Regions from separate parts of the Homo sapiens genome. Here region 2 is linked to region 1. A link is a loop called in an ENCODE intact Hi-C map of the cell type or tissue named here. Cell type or tissue: sigmoid colon. All regions are shown on one strand.

Region 1 (2,500 bases):
AAATTTAACCTGTTGCTTATTTGCATGTGATTGCAGTGTCTGGTTTATAGATACTCTTGTGACAAGGCTGGCAACTGTTGGGCAACTCTGCCCTAGTAGTTATTCAGAAGACAAAGAGCTAAGGCATGTGTTATCACATTGGAAATCTAATCATCTACGTTGCTTCAGGTATTCCCTATCCACACTTGCTTGTTGATCAGTACGTGGAAGATGTGTCGAGGATCATCCCAAAATTTGGTGTCCTTACTGAAACCTTACAATCATGTCTTTAAAATTTTTTTAACATTAACTTGTCTGTATTTTAAATGTAGTTTCAAATACAGTACAATCACATGCAAATAAGCAGCAGGTTAAATTTGTACTGTAATTCTGAATATTGGTGAGCATAAAATACAGCACTTGCCTGTATTTTAAATGTAATTTCTCATTTTGAGGTGTGTTAATAAAAAATCAAATATACTACTATATCACAATTTTTAATATTTTCAAAACTATATTTTGATATAATTGGTTTCCTTTGTAATCCTAGTTGTACAGTTAAGCATTTAAAAATATCCTGAGAAGCGTTCAACATACAGCTAAAGGGGAATTCATGGCACTGAAGAAGTTTCGAATTCCTATTTATACTATTTACAGGCTTTTTAAAATTCTGGCATTAGTCTGTAAAGTATAACAAGAGAAACAAAGTCTAAGTCTAAGTTTCTGCCATCGGATATAATTCTACTGATTGTCCAACTTGGGCACAACCAGAAAAAGCTGGTTAATATAGGATCAAATGTTTGTTACATATGTTATTAATCAGCAGTTTCAATGACAGCAGTTCTCTTTTGTTATACATGTATGTATATAAAACATTTCCAGATAAGACTTTGCCCAAGGGGCTCTGAAGTGAAAAATAATTTTTAATCAAGATCCAGAATACTATACATAAAGCGACTAGAGAAAAACTGGTAAACTGTGTAATGCCAGACTTAAAAGCGGGAAAATATTAACAAGAACATCTACTGAATACACACCTTGTGCCTGGAACTATGTATACCACAGGTACATAAACACACACATACACATACACACACACACACACACACACACACACACACTACTTTTCCCCTCTCATTTCACTTTAATTTAAATGCTCAAAAATACATAAATTAAATTTTAACTTACTTAAATTTACCATAAATTGGCATGTGAGCTAACCTAACACGCCATAATTGGCATGTTAGGTAACTTATGGTAAAAATTTACCAATTTATTGTAAATTTTTATCCTGAACAGCACTAAAATGTAACCAATACTTACTTCTGAATCTTCAGATAGGCCATAGCTCTGTTAGCTGGAAGAAGGGCATTAGCACCATCTGCTGCTATCCCTCGAGTATAGCATTCAATTGCTCTTTCATATTTCCCCTCTTTGAAAAATCCATTCCCCTGTTATTTTGTAGAGAGATATGGAGAATAAAAAAAAAATTTCAAAAAAAATAAATGAATTCAAATCTTATGAAACACTGCAAGGATATTCACCAACAGTATTTCAAGAAAGAATATTGTTAAAAATCTGGCCCATGAGACACGTTTTAAAATCTGTTGGTTTGGGTTGTTTCTTTTTTAATGGCATTATTCTCTTTTCAGTACTAAAAAGGAAAAACATGTATACTACATTACTTTGCAGCATTCACTATTATTCCATTAATTACATATTACGCAAAGCTTAAATTTAAAAACCTATTTTAACAAAGGTCCAAATAATATACTGTCTTAAGTTACATTAGAAGCTGTACAAAAGGACTTCATAACTCAAATAAATTTTGTGAAAGAATACAGTACCAGAATTATAAAGCCCACTCTTCAATAACTTTAATATGCCCAAATATAAGATAAATTCAGCTGTATTGGAATTTGTATACCTGATTTCACTATAACATTTACTTATAATCAGTCAAATATCACAATCAATAATCATTTCATAAATATTTATTAGGAATCCTCTGTGGGTCCAGGAAAGGCAATAAATAAACTAAACCTCAACTCATGATTAGTAGAGGAATTTCAATCAGAAACAGTCCAGTGTGAATTAATGAAAAAAGTACATTATAAGAATGGATTGTAATTAACTTCTATGTTAAATTTATAACTATGTATATGTAAATATATAAAACATTCAAAAGTAGTTTCCTAAACTTAAGTGTTTCTATAGTTATTTTTTTAATTTATATATAAAGTCATCAATTACCCAAATTTTGAATTAGTAGGTCCCAGAGGCTTTAGTGCATTTAATTCCCAATTCCTACTCAAGCAAAACTTTAATATTAGAGAAGAAAGAAATTAACTGATATACAAGAAATAAATCAACACTCAGCAAAACATATACATTGTACGTTGGAATAGCTTTGGATTACCCGATCTTTCTCTGAAATGGCCTGCTGCTTATTCTGTTGTGCTTCAATTTGCTTTCGCTCTCCTTCTGTTGACTTAATCACTATGTCAGCTTCCTTTGGATA
Region 2 (2,500 bases), 130 kb before region 1:
TAACACAGCAGACTCTTGGTGTTTGTTAAGTGAATTGTGCATCCCTCAAATTATTCTTACTCTTTGACTCACTAATCTAACTCTTTTGAATTTATTCTGGGGAAATCATTCAAAAGAATAAAAGAATTGAAGGTATCCATTTTTCAAAGCAGTATTACTAATAATGAAGAAAAATCGGAAATAATTCACACATCAAAAAAAAGGAGAATGGTTAAATAAATCATGATATAGCAGTGGTATGAAACATTATACCATAGCGAAATATGATGATTCTGAAATCTATGTAGCAACATGATAAATTAATAGAATGTAATAGATAAAAGCAGAGGGCTGAATTGTAGATGCACTATGAGTTACTGCTCTAAAACATGCAGCATATGGGCAGGAAACTCAAAAGATGAAAACAGTTGGCATGTTAGAGGGTGGAACAGTGGGCGTTTTTTTTTCATTTATTGTTTTCATTATACTGTTTTACAATAAATACAATTCATCAGAGAGATAGGCAAAGTTACCATGTGGAACAACAAAGACATTGGGCGTTATTGTTCTTGAATTTCTCAGTAAGAGCAGAGTTCTATCGAAATGGGTGATGGGAACTACATATTGGGATGCAGGAAGGGAGCCAGGAAAGGCTTGGAACTGCAGGAATTTCTTGTAAAGCTGCCTCAGGGCGCCAGGGCAACATCAAATGGAGACGGAGGTAGATGAAGGAAGAGAAAGCGCCAACATTACAGAGAAAGCAAAACACTCAGAATGAGGCCCTAAAGACCAATTCCTTCTTTGTGACAATCTTGGCTGTCCTTTCTCTCCTTGTCTTCTGTACCAATAGGAGGGGAGGGACAGGAGCTTAGTCCAACACCCTGCTCCTTCATGCCCAAAAAACATTTTCTTTTAATGGAAATGCCTTAGAAACAACTCATTATATAAATGCTGGGGGCTGGGGGCCACAACAGCACTTTCATTGTCCTCCAAGACAATCTTGTCATGAGAGTCAGCCTGGGCTACTCGTCTTCCTCCGGGGCTCAGCAAAGTCAGAGTCAAGACGGCATCACAGACAGAGGAACGACCAGAACTGAGAATCAAACAACCTGCAATCCAGGCCGGGCTTTGCTCTGTTTGGCACTTTGCCCCAGGACAGTTCCTGCCCTCAGTTTTCCCATCCAGAAAATAACATGGTTGGATGAGAATTTTGACGGTCTCAAGGAGCCTGCCAGAGGCAATATTCTGAGGGTTTAAATGTTTTCTAAATCTGTAAAATACAATTTATTACATATCTATTTCAGGGCCCAGAGGTGGCATGCCATGAAGTCACAACCATGCTAACAGGGACTATAAATCTGAATGTCTTTTGTTCAGGCCGGCTGTCTTCCTTTTGTGTGTGTGTGTGTGTGTGTGTGTGTGTGTGCCTTGCATTTCTATAATCATTGAAAGTTTATAAAGCATATCCATCCAAACCCACTATCACCCATTGTCGTTCCAAGGATTGTAAACACCCATTACTAATCTACTTTACAGTTGGAAAAACAGAAGATAAAGCCATTTAAATGGCAGAGTCAAGGCTCCAACCTAGGTTTTCAACTCTCAATAGAACCTTCTATTTATTGTAAATTGGGGGTGTCGGGAATTAGAGCAACAGATGAATGTTTATGGAGAGCCAGATATACTAAGGACAAGAACTTTGGAGAAAGACAAGTATATACAAAAAGGAGGAAAGAAACTAAGCCAAAGAGAGAGTCCAGAGAGGAAATCAGGGATGTTAGGGTGGCCCAGCAACAAAAAGACCTTGACTAACCTCAAGTTTTGTTTCCCAAGGGTTCGGGACATTTGATGAGCCAGTGACAGAGTCCTTATCGAATGGGTGATAATTTTGCAGAGGCCTCCTGTTGATGGAAAAATTGAGCACACGTTTTAAAAGCCTCAGTCTTTTCCTTTTCACATTTAATTTAACAACCGTGCAACATGTTCTGTTCTGAATCAGACACCTCATTGTCCCTTTGTTCAAAGGAGGAAATTAAAGTCTAGGAAAGAAGACAAGCTCTGATCTGCTGATGTGTTTTCTATTTGGCCATAGAAAGGTCATTAAAATGCACTTCCAGCACCTGCAGGAACATTTACATTTGAGGTAAAGTTAATTTACTTCTCTGCCCACTGATTTTCATTTATTTCCATCTATTAATGAGCTATACTCTTGTGGTCTGCACTAGTACCTCACTCACTATCACCACAAACTTTTGATAAACTCACTCTAAGATTGACAAAGCAAGATGTCTAAGGTAGCATACTAAGGGGAAGCACTAAAGCACAGAACAGTCTGTATAACAGATCCTTTTTAAAGTAGGTACATCAGCTGTATCCTAGTTCTCTGGCCTTTTGGGGCCACCGGTTCCTTTGGTATCTAATTAGAACAATTCAAGCCTCCATCCTTAGAATGGTAGCCCCCAAATCCCAGTGACCTCCCTGATATTTCTGAAGATTATCAGTGAGTCCAGGCTTATACCAA

The links. Peaks named below come from ENCODE experiments on the same cell type or tissue, not always from the same donor. Only the 100,000 strongest peaks of a DNase experiment are listed, where the experiment ranks them.
Region 2: a loop joins it to region 1, with 4 times the contacts of the local background. A loop is called at or near these places in 10 of 110 quality-filtered maps.

The regions. Positions count from the first base shown.
Region 1 is chr12:47,685,478-47,687,977 of GRCh38, forward strand. It overlaps RPAP3 (RNA polymerase II associated protein 3), which reads right to left. Exons shown (of 17, transcript NM_024604.3): 8 at 2,399-2,500; 9 at 1,303-1,430. Among named protein-coding and RNA genes, the nearest start is that of RPAP3, 19 kb to the right of the region's middle. In sigmoid colon, CTCF peaks have their summits at 1,365 (motif pointing left) and 1,580; no DNase peak of the experiment used is centred here.
Region 2 is chr12:47,556,894-47,559,393 of GRCh38, forward strand. No RefSeq gene overlaps it. Among named protein-coding and RNA genes, the nearest start is that of LINC02156, 140 kb to the left of the region's middle. In sigmoid colon, no CTCF peak of the experiment used is centred here; DNase peaks (open chromatin) are centred at 658 and 1,108.